Regions from separate parts of the Mus musculus genome. Here region 1 is linked to region 2. The links are chromatin loops, found by intact Hi-C in ENCODE. Cell type or tissue: left cerebral cortex. All regions are shown on one strand.

What was found. A loop is a pair of places that touch in the nucleus more often than their neighbours do. Peaks named below come from ENCODE experiments on the same cell type or tissue, not always from the same donor. Only the 100,000 strongest peaks of a DNase experiment are listed, where the experiment ranks them.
Region 1: a loop joins it to region 2, with 2.3 times the contacts of the local background. A loop is called at or near these places in 8 of 42 quality-filtered maps.

Annotation. Positions count from the first base shown.
Region 1 is chr9:121,395,360-121,403,359 of GRCm38, forward strand. The region is part of intron 2 of Trak1 (trafficking protein, kinesin binding 1); the gene reads left to right. Among named protein-coding and RNA genes, the nearest start is that of Trak1, 32 kb to the left of the region's middle. In left cerebral cortex, a CTCF peak has its summit at 3,613; DNase peaks (open chromatin) are centred at 3,161, 3,662 and 5,461; H3K4me3 peaks cover 428 bases; H3K27ac peaks cover 1,713 bases.
Region 2 is chr9:121,446,020-121,454,019 of GRCm38, forward strand. It overlaps Trak1 (trafficking protein, kinesin binding 1), which reads left to right. Exons shown (of 16, transcript NM_175114.3): 8 at 671-801; 9 at 2,089-2,163; 10 at 2,803-2,934; 11 at 5,632-5,708; 12 at 7,189-7,425. Gm51661 (a long non-coding RNA gene) reads right to left here. Exons shown (of 3, transcript XR_003948094.1): 1 at 7,868-8,000; 2 at 7,549-7,719; 3 at 5,702-7,448. Among named protein-coding and RNA genes, the nearest start is that of Gm51661, 4.9 kb to the right of the region's middle. In left cerebral cortex, a CTCF peak has its summit at 742; DNase peaks (open chromatin) are centred at 710, 3,504, 6,766 and 7,078; H3K27ac peaks cover 2,677 bases.

The DNA of each region.
Region 1 (8,000 bases), 51 kb before region 2:
AAGACAGGGTTTCACTATGTAACACTGGCTGGCCTAGAACTCAAAGAGATCCATCTGCCTCTGCCTTCTGAGTCTGGGGATTGAAGGTGTGCACCACTGTGCCTGGCCCTACTACTTATTTATGTATCTTGTGTGTGTGTTATATATCTGTGTTCATATATGTATATGTATATATATATATATATATATATATATATATATATATATGTAGAGACCAGAGGATGGCATTGTCTTCTATACATCACCAATGTATGTTTGTTGGTGTTTTGTTGTTGTTTCTGAGCTAGGGTCTCACTATCTATCCCTGACTGGCCTCGAAAGCAGAGCTTCACTGGCCTCTAAAGTGCTAGCATTAAAGGTGTTCTCCACCATGCTGGCTCACCTTACATTTTAAGACAGGCTCTCTCAGTGGACTTGGAGATCAATGACTCAGCTTGACTGGCTGGTCAGGAGCCCCCAGGAACCGGAGTTGGGATCGGAGGGGCACACCAGCATACCTGGCTTCTTTAGTGTATGCCAGGGATAGATCTCCAGATCTTCATGTCTGCACAGCAGGCAGGTTTCCACTGTGCTTCATCCCTGCCCTGGTTGGGTTTTGTCTATGTGTTTACATATCTGTAACCCGGGAGACACATGACTCAGTAGAGTGAATCACCAGTGCCAGGCCACTGTGGGTGGCTGAGAAGACATTGTCCACTGCTTCCCTTCTAGGTCCACTGTGGGCATTGTGTAGGGCGGTGCCCACTGTGGCTGGTGGAGTTGGGGATACAGGGCTCCCTAAGGTGAGAAACCAGAAGGGGTAAAACCAGGGTAGGTACATCCTGGCCACCGTGTTTGGGGGTAAGACCCCACTGACACTCCCCCCCAGTCCCCCTCCTGGGTGGACAGCCAGGCTCTGCCCCTGAACCTGGCCCTCAGTTGCCTGGCTGATGAGAGGGAACACTTCCCCATCTGCTTTTTTTGAGTCAGACCTCCTTCTACATCAACCTTTCCAGAGTCACTTCATTCATTCAGAGAATTCATTTCCATGGCTCACAGAGTATGTGCTGCACTACCTGAAACCGCTTCCTGCTCTGTGACATCCAGCTGCCTCATGTGGTCTGACGGTGACCTGTGTGCAGTAGACCAGTCATGTGACACTCAGCGCACACCAAGCAGCAAGGTCACCATGTTTGTTCTTGGGTGACCATGCTCCTGTTGGTCCTTCTTCCCCGGCCTTTTATGGTTGACACCAATTGATCCAAGAAGTAATTCTTTGTGTCACACCCAGATCTGCTGACCACCACACCTCAGAGGTCATCTGGGAAAGAGCAGGCCCTGAAGCAAACAGGTTTTGGAATGTCACCCCAGCCTTTGCTTTCGGTGTGCAGTAATCCAGCCAGCCAGTATGTGCAGGATCAGGCAGGCATGGCGTTCCTTTCAGCACCAGAGTTCTTGCCTGAGATTTACTAAGAAGGTGGACACATCTCTATTGTTTAGATCTTCTTCCCATCCTAACCCAGGACTGTGGCATGTGCAGGCTCGTGCTGAGGGTAGTAAGGACAGTGACCTCTCCTCTGGGACATCATTCTTTCCTCTGTGAGGGTTCCCACCCCGACACCTTGACCGGACTGCCATGCTCTTTCAGTAGGGAGTACCTTGGATCAGGTCCTGTCAGCTTCAACTCTCCTGACAGAGGTACAGGCAGCCTCTGGCCCTGTGTTGGCTGGTTGTGGGAACACACGGTCTGCTGTGCCCTTCCATTCCAGCCCTGCACCCCCCCCCCCCCCACACACACACACAGCTGATCTCACATACTGAGGAGCCTCGGTATCGAGAGAGCTCTTACTGGGGAGGGTACCAGGATGCTGGTTAAGTATGAGGAGCCTTATTCAAGGTATTCCCGTTGAGAGCTTAGTCAATTGTGCAGTTAAACTGTCTGCAGCATTGGTCCCTCTCTCCTTTTCTTGTCTTCCCACCTCTTCTTCCTCCCCCTTTGTCTCCTCCTCTTCTCCCCCCCCCCCCCCCGTCTCCTCCTCCTTTCCCTTCTTCTTCCTCCCCCTTTGCCTCCTCGTCCTCTCCCCTCTTCTTTCTCTGCATGCTCCTCCTCATCCACCATCTATCTCTCCTCCCACACTGGCTCTGCCTGTTCAGAACCTGTCTGCTCCTTGAACTCACCGTAGTGTAGGCTGGCCTTTAACTATGGTCTTCCCACCTCCACGCTGGGCTGGGACTCCAGGCCTGTGCCGCCATGCCCGGCTTAAGCATGCATTTCATACGTAGACTTTTTCTTGTCTCCAGACAGGCTCTTACCTTTTTAAAAATCTGAAGGTGCTTTGTTTGTTTGTTTGTTTGTTTGTTTATTTAGCACATTGCTTGATAAAATCTAGGCTTTCTTCCTCTTTCTTGTCCTCTTCCTCTTCCTCTTCCTCTTCCTCTTCCCCCACCACCAGAGCCTCATGCTTCTGGGTATCAGACCCAGCAGCGTAGCATATGTAAGCAGTTTGCCCCGCAGCCACCAGATTTGGAGTTTTCAGAAGTCTTACAAGGTATCAGAGGCAGGGATTTTTTCCTTTACTGTTGTTTGTACAGCTGACCAACCGTTACCTAGGAGGGAATGCTCAGAGAGGGGTCAGTCGTTTTAGGATGTGTGTGAGTGTGTACAGTTAACCAAGAGTGTGTGTGCACACAGGAGTGCGTTCTCACAAATGTACACACGCACGCACCTGCACGCATGTGCACACAGACCTTGGTGGCGACGGGGGGGGGGGGGGGGGGGAGTGGTCAGTGAAGAGGCCTTGCAAACTCCTCCCATCAGCAAAGCCCCTTCCACGTTTCTCCGTATTAGCTGGCTCAGATGTCTGTGGGAGTTGGAAGTGAGAGCAGTGTGGCCAGGCTGCGTCTTACTCCACGACTGAGCCACTGAAGTAGCTGCAGCCACACCCAGCTGCAGGTCTGGGCACTGGTGCTGAAGGAGTGGAGTGGCCTCTCAGGGAGGGGCATGTGAGAGAAAGCGCCTGGCTGCCCTTGGACCCCCAGGCAGGGATTCTGGGGCGTAGCACATCCTTGAGGTCCCGTGTCGTCGTCTGGCATCTTTCACCATTTTTTGATCAAACCAGATTTCAACATTATCTTTTTCTGCTCATGAACAACACGGCCGGCAAGCTGTTCTGTACAGATTGTTTTCTTCTTGTGTTAATTCAGCAAGTTTGAGACAGAACTGGACCCAGCTCAGCCAGGAAACTGACATGACAGCTCAGCTCTCACTCTCGATCCCCACGGGCTGCCGCTGTTTGGCAGGGTTTGTGCGGGAGCAGAATTAGGGGACTTTTGAGCCCGTGGTTCTGAAGTGGTGGAGTCATCTGTGTGCCCTGCTAGTCATGAGCCTGAGATTCCCCCCTCCCCGCCCCCCCTGCAGACCTTCTGTGCTGGCAGGTGGTGACCTCAGACCCGCTCAGGTGTCTTACTGATGCCAAGATACATCCTCTTCCTGCCCTTCCAGAGAGGCGGTTGATACTGATGGCAGCTGCCACTGGGCTTTGCCCTTTCTTTGCTTGCAGGTGCTCTTATGAATGGCGGCTTCCACCCTTCCCTCCCCTGGTGGCGGGGCTGCCTGTGCCTGGAGTGAGAAGGGACAGTTGGCATCAAGCTGTTCCTTGCAGACTGCCTGCTGTCATGAGCTCTCACTGGCTGGCATTGACAGTCTCAGCAGCGAAGATTGGAAAGAGAAAGCTGGAACGTCAGGCAGAGTGATGGCACGCCTGCTCTCTAGCCAGGTCCTCCCTCCCTTCTGCCTCCAGCCTTGTGGGAAAAGGTGGTGGTGCTTTTCGAGGGCTGGGAATGTGTTTCAGAGAGGGCTGCAGCAGGGCTCCTGTCTAAGCGTGTTTCCTCTCTGTGCACGTGTGTGTTTATATACGTGTTCGTTTTGTGTTGCTACACCTGCCTGTGTGGTGGGGAGCTAAGAAGACGATTTCAGGCATCCTTCCTCAGGCTCTGTTCATATTTTTGTTTGAGACATGGTCTCTCACTGGCCTGGAACTCACCATATGTACTAGACTGGCTGAGCAACGAGCCCCAGGGACCTGCCTACTTCCTTCTCCCTGGGACTAGGAGTGCAGGCCACCATACACGGCTTATAAGATGATTTCATGTGTTTGGTTGTTATACTTACTTGCATGTATGTCTGTGCACCGTGCATACTTGGCACCTGTAGAGGCCAGAAGAGGTCATCAGAGCCCCTGGAACTGGACTTACAGACAATTGTGAGCCACCATTTAACTGCATGGAATTGAACCCAGATCCTCTGGGAGCCTCTCTCCAACGCACTCACCCTACTTTTTAAGCACGGGTTCTGGGGATCGAATGTGGGTCCTGTACTCGCTCAGTAAGGACCTCACAACCTGAGCTTTCACCCCAGCTCTCCCACCTCTCAGGAGTCTTTTAGCTGTTAAGGAAGTTGCTGTTCTCTAGTAGTTAGTTAGTTACCTGGTTACCTTAGCTCTCCAGTGCTCTAGTAGTTAGTTACCTGGTTACCTTAGCTCTCCAGTGCTCTAGTAGTTAGTTACCTGGTTACCTTAGCTCTCCAGTGCTCTGAGCAGCTGGCCACACATCGGTGACCTGGGTTCAGTTCCGGTTCTGAAGGTCAGGAGCCCAGAGTCCAGGGGTCCATGTTTGCTCCTTCAGGGCCCTCTGAGGGAGACCTTGGGGCTTACTGTTCCCGTGAATCCTGGGTTTGAGGACATGCTCCACTTTACCCTCATGTGACTTGCCACTTTCTCCTTAAGGAGTCTTTGATCCCCTTTAATTTAGGGTGACACCACCTTGAATGTTTAATTTAGGCCCATAGCTTCTGGTGGTAAATTTTTTTTTTTAAATCACATTTTCTCTTTCTGGGTAGGGGTGTATGTGTGCTACTACCTGCAGGAACCAGCTCTCTCCCTCCACCATGTGTGTCCCACTGATTGAACTCTGCTGCCAGGCTAAGAGGCTTTTACTCACTGAGCTGTCTTGCTGGCCCAGGAGGTAAATCTTCAGACGGATCTTCAACCCTCAACCTGGTGTTCCCTGAAGTGACACAGGGTTTGCACCTGGATCCCAACCTCAAGATACCCCGTCCTGGAATCCACATACAGCAAGGTCTGCCAGTGTTGCTGCGACTGTTAACAGGGTCTACTGCACTTTGACCTCAAGAATTCACCCCCTCTCCCCCCTAGGTAGGGCATTTTGCTCTCTTCTGGAGCCTTCTGGGTAGTCCATCATCTTGCCCTGGGTCTGACCCTCCTCCTGTCTGGGTGTGATTTATACCCACAATTCCAAGCTTTTCTGTTCTTGGTACCTGTGTGCAATCCACATCCGGCTGATGTAGTCATAGCCACCCTGCACAGAGGCACATCGAACAATGCCTCCAGAAGGTTGGGTGGCAGGAACAGAGCAGCGAGGCACACCTACCCAACTTCCTAAGGCAGATTAAAATAGCTCCGTTAGTCTCTGCCCTGTGTGTGAGAGCTGGCGCATTCCCTGCCTGCCTTGCTTTGGATATTCACTGTGGCGTCATGGCTTTCGAACACACCACCTGTTCCTTTTAGGTATAATTAACTGTATTTTCGGTACAATGCTTAAATTGTCACAACTCAGTTCAGCTCTTCTAAGCTGGCTTTTTTGTCCATCTTTTCATCTGAGATCGTTGGGAGTGGCTTTTGCGTCCTCAGAACCTGGACTTGTCTACTGTCATGGTTCCTCCATGCTCCGGATCCTGCAGGGACCCTGTGTGTTCCCTGATCCCAGCATGGGTACTGAAGGGCCATACACTGCGTTGCTATAGGAGAGAGGCATCCTTGCCAGACCTCACTCCCCCCACCCTCGCTCCCACTTTTCTTTCTTTCTCTTTCTCTCTGTGCTCTCTCTCTCTCTTCTGTGCTCTCCCACTGTGTGTCTGTTTGTGTGTCTGTATGTGTGTGTGTGTCTGTGTATGCACATGTGTGTGATGTGGTACGTGCACGAATGTTAACAAGTGTGTGCACATATGATAGATGCACATGCATACATGTGAAAGCCAGAAGTTGACACTGGTTGTCATCCTGGATCAGTCTTCACTTAATACTGAGTCAGGGTCTTTCACTGGATCGGGAGCTCACCTGCTCGCTAGTCTTGCTCTAAGGATCCCCTTTCTCTGCCTTCAGAGTGCTGGGGTCAGAGGTGGGCCGATGCCTGGCTTCCAGCTGTGTGCTGGGAACCCAAACTCTGGTCCTCATTTTTATACCACAGGTACCTTAAAGCCACAGACACCTTGTTACCAGTTCCTTAAACATTAAAATGATTTGGAATTGGTGCACATTGTGGTCAGGGCGGCCTTGCTTTGCTGTCCGGCAGTTTTTGCTGGCCACAGCTAGCCCGCCACATCCTCTCTGTTGTTGCAGTGTGTGCTTCGGAATGGTGTGTCTTCCTCATCTCTCTAATCATAGCTGGGGATCTGCACTCTGATTGTTCATGCTGGGCCATTCCCCTCTTTAGAGAGGTAGTAATGAGGATGCTTGAAACTAGCATTTCTTGCTATCTTGCCTTACCTTAAACTCAAGCCAAACAGAACACCCATCACCCGGAGCAAGCCCCGCCCCATCTCTGTAACAGGTATTGGCATCTCCTCCACTTAGCAGATGACACTGATATGTCTGAGACAATGACCCAGTGCCTGAACCCAACCTCCAGCTGACTCCACAAGCCCAGGCTCTTCTCTGTCAAATAGCACTGTGTTCACCCTCCTGTTAGCTTTCGCTTGTGTGTGTGGTGGGGCTTAGATAAAATATTGATGCAGTTTGTACACTACGAGACAAGTGTGCCCAGCCACAGGGAAAGGACGCGTGCCTTCTTGGAGATTTCTCAGTTGCTCTAAGGAGCTTCCTTTACTCATTTCTTTATTTATTTTTTTTTTTTTAGTTATGTGTGTGCATGTGCAGATGTCTGGAAGATTTACCCTTTTTCTCTGCCTTATTTTGGGAAACAGGGTCCCCCAAAGATATTAAAATATACGTTTACAATTTTAGAATTTTCATGGAAAAGCATTTATTGTTGTTGTGGGAAAACGTTTTTGATGGTCAGTTTTGGAGGTCAGAGGATGGAGCTGCTTGGCATCTAGTACCTTAAGGTCAGAGTGCTGCAGAATGTTCTGGAATGCCAAAGACAGTCTTCCAGAAAGAATTCTCTGAGTGCCAAGGGGATGGGGGGGATGGCGGGGGGAGAATATGTTTCTGGGCTGGAGTTTAAATCTACAGTAAGTCTAAATAGATCTGTCCCTTGTCCAGTGTTTCCGTTTTATAATGAAACATTTTAAGCTTGCCAAGTGCTTTAGAATTAAGCCCACTTAGAATAAACTGTTTTGTTTATTTGTTTGTTTGCTTGCTTGCTTTAATGGATTCCGTGTGCTTTTGTAAGGACTCTCAAAGCCCCAGTCTTTAACTCCGTCACCAGGGGCATCTACCTCTTGGTAGCTGTTCTGGATCACACACCTAAGGGACAGTAAATTCAATGACACTTATGACACGGGGCCCTTTAGGTTGACATTTCCCTCAATTCCTACGTTGCTACTTTTTGAGAAGTTTGAATAAAGACACAAGCATAAATAGTACAGGATGTAAGTGAAAATGTTTTCGTTTTCTGGGTCATTCATTCAGTCTCCTTAAAAAATTAGGAAGCGCCGTTAAATGTCTTAAGGAAAGAGAACCAAAAGACAATCATTTGCAAACTTTAAAAGGTCACCGTCTTTTAGCTGCAGGAGGGAAAAAAAAAACCATTCTGAAGTGGTCCAGGCAGAGGCTCAGGAACCAGGCCTTTCACCTGAGAGAGGGGGTGGTGCCTCTAAGCCACGCCCACATCCGTCCATCTCCTTGAACGGCACCTCTGCTCCCAGCATCCTTGGAAGACATTTCCTTCATCTCTGTGTCATTTTTTTTTTTAAAAAGAGCTGGTCAGTTTCTATGGCAACAGTTAGATTGAAAGCTGAGCAGCGATCAGGGGGCGAGGCTTGA
Region 2 (8,000 bases):
TTGCTTGTTTGTGAGTCGAGAGCCATGCTCTCAGTGAGGTGGATATTTAATTTTAATGTCTACTCAGTATTGGAATATTGTAATCATTTGATGATGCTCAAGGTCGGTCGGCCCAGATCAATGATCTGATTTACAACAATGAAGGCCTGACTCTCAGCTTTGCTATTCAAATCAGTGACCTTCCCCATGCCCTCCGTTATGAGTTTCCAGGTAAGATAAGAGAAAGGGCGTTCAGCGAAGTGAAACACAACTCACATTCATGTCTAGTAAAATGGGCTGCAGCTCCAAATGCCACGGAAAGCCACAGGCAAAGTGCTCCATGTGCAGAGTTCCTGTTGTGATCTGTTCACAGTGGAGCACTGGGGTTCAGCCAAGTGCAGCCATCTTTGGGGTATCACTTCCAGATCTCTTCCTGGAGCCTGCCGTCCTGCCCTGAGGACAGCCTTGGTTAGTAGAGTCAGCCCTCACAGGAGAGACAGCCAATGAGAAGGCTGGGTTCCTTCTCTTTCCAGCCCCCCCCCGCAGGGACCACATCACCACTTGGAAAGATGTCCTCTTCCACTCCCTCCGTGCTCCCCATCCCCACTCCTCCCCGTAAAGACGGTGTTCCCTCTTTGGTCTGTGTGTGGCTTTCCAACTCAGCCACCTGCTTGTCATTACTTCGTCACAGGGGATGCCAACGTCCAGATTGCGAGCATCTCTGAGGAGCTGGCTAAGAAGACGGAAGATGCCGCCCGCCAGCAGGAGGAGATCACCCACCTGCTGTCGCAAATCGTGGACTTACAGAAGAAGGCAAAATCTGTAAGGCTTCTGTGTCTCTGGGTGACGAGGCAGTGGCCATGCGGGGATGGGACAGGTGGTTAGTGGGAGGCCCGTTCCCCACCTGAGCCATGCATACTTTTTCCTGGAGGAGGCTTAGTGAGCTCAGGCACTAACCCCACCGGCCCAGGTTGGCCGAGGCGTTATTTATGATGATGTTGCTCCTAAGGGTGATCTATAGTGGAGTTCATAGAGAAGTGCTGTAGATACGGAGCCTTGGGATTTATCTGACAAACCATGGAGTCTGCTGTTTGTTGTCCCTTCAGATATTGTCTGTGGGAGAGTGGTGTGTCTGACTGGTGTCCCTTGGGCTCTGACTGGGAGGAAGAGAGGAGGTGCCTCTGGAAAAGAAGGAAGGGAAAATAGACAGAAAGGGGAGGGGAGGGAGGACAGACTCCCAGAAAGCACTCAGACTCTGGAGGTGGGGGTTGGGCTATGGAGAATAATCAAGTGCCAAGTGCCCAGGGAAGACTTTACCTTCAAAATTACCTGGCGGGCTCAGCGAGATGGTTCAGTGGAGAAAGGCGCCTGCTGCCAAGTCCTGAGTTCATCCAATGCTCATAAGGTGACCTCTGACCTCCACGTGCACTGTAGGCACGCATACTCACATACATACTTATACATGCTTATACACACTCACACACATACATACACACACATACACATTCTCTCATACACATCCTTACACACACTCATACACATATACAGTCATACACACACACACACACATATACACACACATGCTCACACACACATACATACACAGACATACAAATTCTCTTATATACACACATATCCATACATACATATTCATACACACACATATATACACACATGCTCACACTTATACGCACTCACACATACCCTCACACATGAATACACACATTCACACACATACACATTCTTTCACACATGCTCATACTCATACACACTCTATATATACACACTCTCACACCCTCACATATACACATTCTTTCACACATGCTCACTCATGTACACTCACATACACACACACGTGCTCACGTGTGCACACACATTTACTCTCTCTCTCTCACACACACACACACACACACACACACACACACACGAATGAGAACATTTTTAAAAGCCTGTCTTTTTTTTTAATTATATGGAAGGCAGTGCTCTGCCATAGCGTCGGGTGCACGCTTCTCTCTAGACAGTGCTGAGCTTCTCACAGACAGGTAACAGGAGGGGACAGTCGGGCTCCTGAGTGTCTTAACAGAGGTGACTTTTCTTTACCATGTTTAGTGCGCGGTGGAAAATGAAGAGCTTGTCCAGCACCTGGGCGCTGCCAAGGACGCCCAGCGTCAACTCACAGCCGAGGTGGGTGTCCCTGCCTGAACTCTCTCGGGCCTCGGGTTCCAGTGAAGCCACTCCCCCATAGGCCCGGGTCCTTCCCCTCATACCAAACACTTCACTCTTGAATTAGCATAATACTGCTTTGCCTGGGTTCTGTGCCTGCCGTTTGGTGTAAGCGTAAGGAGGCTGGATTCAGTACCTCAGGGCCTGACATATTCTAACTCCTGATAGACACTAGATAGGTGAACAAGATGTGCCACAGACTTGTAAAGAGCCTGTTCAAAGATACAACTTGAATCTGGGCATTGTAGTACATATATCCCAGTCCACAAGTGGCTGAGGCAGGAGGATGGCTATGAGTTTAAGGACAGCCTAGGCTACATAAACCGACCCTGTATCAAACAAAAGTGAAAGATGCAGCTGGAGAAGAGGGTTTGCCTCTTAGCCTCTTTAATGTTTTGTCTGGGCGTTTTCTTTGGCTTGCCCACTGTGAGCGTGTGAGCAGCTTTCCGAGTCTGTGAAAAGCCAGCCTTGTGGATCCAACCCGCTTTGCCGTGGGCCCACAGGGCCACAGGTTCTGCCTCTCAGGCGGGAGGGCTGGTGGGTGTGTTGGCTCCTGGGTGCTCACTGGTGCTGTCTGAGACCCTCTGCCTCTCCCCACAGCTCCGAGAGCTGGAGGATAAGTACGCGGAGTGCATGGAGATGCTTCATGAGGCTCAGGAGGAGTTGAAGAACCTGCGGAACAAGACGATGCCCACGTCCCGGCGCTACCACTCTCTGGGCCTGTTCCCCATGGTGAGTGGGTTCTCCTGTGCGCCTCTCCCCAGACCATCCTCAGACTTTAGCGCCCAGGGCTTCGTGTCCCCTTCTGATCCCTGGTCCTACATCTTTCCTGCGAGCTGCTTGCTTCTTTAAAGTTTGCACTGGACCTGCCAGCTGGGGGCTCCTGATTCCTTGAGATGGACTAGCTCTTTATAGGCTGCTCTCCCTGCAGCTGTTAGGAGATTTTTACAAAGAACTTGATTTAGTTAGATGTTAGTCTGGGCAGCTATTACCCATGCCTTAAAGAGCCTGAACTTCTCCTGGTTCCTTGTGTGTTTATTAACCCTTTTGTTGGTGTCAGGGATTTGAACCAACTTTTTTAGGAATAGCATTCCCCCATGATCTTATTTTGTTAGTCCTGGTGTGGCTTGTTTGATATCAAGGCTCTGAAGGGCTTTGGTGACGGACAAAGGGGTTTCCAGTTTAGTCTCCAGTCATTTCCCTGTGATATCTACTTAGAAGGAAGTGAGCGTGCTCATTGTATGTTCTACCAGACCATAGCTTCCTAAGCTGGGGAAGCCACACATTGGCTGTGTCCTACAGCACTGTGGGTGTTAGCACAAGACAGTGTAGAGCTGTAGCCAGCCAAGCAGCAACTGCACGTGGATGACAGGCAGCCCGAGAACAAGCCCCCAAGAGCTCCTGTGGGTCCAGGCGTTGTTCCATTCGTCTGCAGAATAACAGATTCTCTGCAAGGCGAGAAAAGGGTCAATTTTTTAAATTTTAAAAATGTTTATTTACTATTTTTGTGTTTGTATGTGTGATTAGAGTTGGTTCATGCATGGAGGTCAGAGGGCAACTTTGTGGAGTCAGTTCTTTGGGTCCCAGGGATCTGATCTTCACTCTCTGAGCTGTCTCAGCAGCTGAGAAGGGATTGAGGGAGGAGTCTCTTGCAGAAATACTTTTCCTGGGAAGTCTGTTTCTAGTCACCCCAGACAGAGAAGGCAGTTTCTATCCACCCCAGACAGCCCAGTTAAACAGTTTCTCCCAAGTCCTGCTTGGTGAGCCTGTAAGTTTACTGGGTAACTTAGAGGAGAACGGCCAAGGCCTTAAAACTGTCACAAACCCAGGCTGGGGAGATGTCAGGCTCAGCACGTTAAAAACACTAGGATGTGCAAGCCTGACAGACTGAGGTTGATCTCCAGAGACCATAAGAAAAGCCAGATCTGGTGGCATACATCTGTAATCTCTGCATTCATGCTGTGACATGGGAAGTGGAGACAGGGAACCTGCCAGAAATTTACAGGCCAACTAGCCTGGAATACTGTGAGGAGTGACAGAAACCGGAAAGATCCCCATCTCAATAAGACAGGAAAGAACTAACGCCCCCAAATTGTCCTCTGACCTCAGCAGGTCCACCGTAGTGCACAAGCACTGTCATTGTGTCCCTGTGTGTATGTATGTACACACACACAATTAAAAATATATATAATTTAAAAAGAAGGAAAAAAAATCAAACCATCCTGGCTAGCACACACCCTGGAGTCTCCACTTTCATGCTTACTGAAAGCTTTTGTTTGCCCGTTTCGAGACTCTTGCAAGCTCAGGTTTTAGAGAGGATTGTTCTGAAAGTCTAAAGGCTGCAGCGTGCCCATGTGGCTGGAGCTGAGCGCCCAGATCTGCGTCTGCTCTCTGCCACTCCAGCTGCCAGGAGCAGCTTTCCTCATCAGCGTTTTCAATTCCATTGCCTTGTGGTGGGATTTTTCAATCTGCAGTCCACAGGCAGACTCGGGTGCCCCTTGAACCTTGTTGGGGAAATTTGTCCTCTGTTTTCATAAACCTTCCTCACATGGTGGGGATGGGTGGGGGTGGGGGTCAACCTCAGTACACCTGGGTAGTTAGCACTCCAGGACCAGCCTTCCCCTGACCCTAAAGCTTACACTCCCTCGTCCCCTCAGAAAAGGGCAGCAGTGTAGTCCAGAAAGTTAGTAGGAATTAAAGAGCTAACTGGTGCACTGTGTGGAAGATGGGGTGCGGTGGGGTCAGGGTGGGCAGGGAATGTCTGCAAAGAGGGAGTACAGTTTTTTACTGGAAGCAGCAGTCCTGTCACCTGAGAACACAGGCGGTTGCCATGGCTAGCTGGTGGAGCAAGGAGCTTGCAGAGAAAGTACAGCAGTGGCAACATGTCGACCACAGTCCATGCAGGCAGGGACCTTTCCCCAGCAAGCAGAACCAGAGAGCTTTCAGCAGGTGATTGTCTACCTAGGAGTCAGGTGAAAGCCTTGGCCTCCTGTGTGTCATAATCCTGAGTCACTGGGACCATAAACTGGACTGTGTGGGACCTTTTGGAAGTTTAGAGATATTTGGACTTGTTCCCACTGTTCTGAACACACTCTCCTGTGCCCCCTGATTTCTCCATCCCACATCGTAGCCACAATTTTAGCTCTGTCATTTGGTCAAAGAGTGCCTGGCTGTCAGACACTCAGCTACGTGAGAGTCAGGGGCTGTTCACTTAAACCCAAAGGTGCTGTGTGCTCAGAACTTGCCCTGGCCATGGCTTGGCAGATTCTCTCTGTGTAGGGATTGCTTTTAGCCTTGTGTTGTATGGCATGAAGTCTGGAGACTGCTGGGTGCCTGGTCTCCTCCTGGCTCTTCTGGCCACAGACCTCATCTAGAAATGGAAGCCTTGAGCCCCTGCTCAGTCCACGCATGTCTTCTGTCTTTCCCCAGGACTCGTTGGCTGCAGAAATCGAGGGAACTATGCGCAAGGAGCTGCAGCTGGAAGAGCTGGAGTCTCCAGACATCACGTATGACCTTGTGGCCTTTATATTTCAAGTCCCCTCAAACTGACTCAGAACCGGTGCTCATAACCTAGCGTGTATGGACCTTAGACACCACCGGCCAGCCATGGTCCTTCCCTGTCAGGTTAAGGGAAGTAGACGATACAGTGACATCTCTCTAAGGCTGGAGCTCACTAGGTAGCATAGTTTCCTGGCATGCAGGGCCCTGGGTTGTGTCCCTCATAGCACCTTGTGGTAAAGTAGAGGAAGGAGGCTCAGGCGTTCAAGGCCCTCTTTATAGCTGGGATTCTTGGGTCCCATCTCGGAAAAACAACCCAAACCAACAAAGGAGGTTACCTGATGAATTTCCAGGGAGTGGGGAGGATGCTGGGTTTCCCATCTCCCACCCTCCACCTTTTCCCTTAATGGAAAGCATTACGCTAAAAAGTGTTCATGTTTGCTAAGAAAAGAAAAACACGGGCTCTTCAGTGCTGTGAGCCAGGCTTCTGATCCTCTGGCTACTCCTGGGGTCTCGGCCCCTACATCTCCCCTACTGCTGTGAACAGACACCACGACCAATGCAAGTATTATAAAGAACAACATTTAACTGGGGCTGGCTTACAGGTTTAGAGGTTCAGTCCATTATCATCAAGGTGGGAACATGGCAGCATCCAGGCAGGCATGGTACAGGAGGAGCTGGGAGTTCTACATCTTCATCTGAAGGCTGCTAGCAGAATACTGTCTTCCTAGCTGAAGGCTGTTAGCAGAATACTGGCTTCCAGGCAGCTAGGATGAGGATCTTAAAGCCCACACCCACAGTGACACACCTACTCTAACAAGGCCACACCTTCTAATAGTGCCACTCCCTGGGCCGAGCATATACAAGCCATTATAACCTTCATGGAACACTGAGAGATCTGGGGACCACGTCTCCTCCTGAATGACTAGCGTCCTGGTGGCTTTGGTGTATGTACAGCTCCGGCATCCCCAGAGGAAGCAGCTAGTCCGAGCATATGCCCAACCCTCTTCCCCTTAAAAGGAGAAATCAAACTGTGGGCTCCGTGCTTAGAAATGGCAGTTTCTAAGAATAGCCCAGTGGGGTTTTATCTTCTCAAGGCAGAAACTCCAGACTGCCGTGGAGCTCTGCTGTTTCACTTTATGTGAGTGGTTACAATGGAGCGAGCACGGCCCTCCTGTGGCTCTCATTGTATGTCTGAAAGAAGCTGGCCTGCCAGGGAGAAAGCAACCCCAAAGCACTAGCATTTGTAGCTCAGGCTTCAGGTCGTGATAAACAGAGCCATGTGGGCTAGCCTTAGCTCATCAGTGCTGAGCTGTGCTACTGAGCCTTAGGTGCGGTTGGCACTAGCATGCTATGATGCAGGCACCCCATTCCCTAAGGAGCATGTGAGGCCCCCAGACAGCGGGCCACCCACGGTAGGCATCTGTGGAGGAGCTAGCTCCAGGTTCATCCTGATATGCTGGCTCACGGCTGCCCTGTCCTCCGCAGCCACCAGAAGCGTGTCTTCGAGACGGTGAGGAACGTCAATCAAGTGGTCAAGCAGAGATCACTAACCCCTTCTCCCATGAACATCCCGGGCTCCAACCAGTCCTCAGCCATGAACTCCCTCCTGTCCAGCTGCGTCAGCACCCCTCGCTCCAGCTTCTACGGCAGCGACGTCAGCAACGTGGTCCTCGATAACAAAACCAACAGCATCCTCCTGGAGACCGAGGCAGCCGACCTGGGGTGAGCGGCGGGCTCCTCTCCTTCTGTTGGAAGGGGTGGTTGGGGGAGGAGATACACCTTGAACATGGGCTCAGACACCATCGGAGAGAGGTGGATGAGAGCCGCCACGTCCCAGTTACCCACCTTATCCATGACACTGGTCTTTTCTGGGGTAGTATCTCGAGCTGATGTCCACGGTGTGCTTTACCATAACATCATGGAGGGAGAACTAACACATTTCCCACAGATCATCACCGTGACCCCTCGGGAGCCTGGGTGCCGGCAAGCGTAGGAGATCCCAGGCTCTCTGGTTTGCTTCAGAAGGTGGAATGTAGGGGTTCTCAGTTGTGTGTTCCCCTTAGTTATGGTCAGTTCCTCTCCACCCTAATGCCCCGTAGAACCCCAGCCCCACTCCCATCATCCTCCTGTGCGCCCTGGCCCTCTGACTTACTAAAACAGATACCTGGGACCAGTTAAGCCATCAGAAGGGTTCTTTCTCCGAGATCAGAGCAGGTTTTACTCAGAACGGAGAGCACAGGCCCCTTCGTTTAAGAGACGAGAGGGTTGAGTCGGTTCTCCCTCAGGACCTACGTACA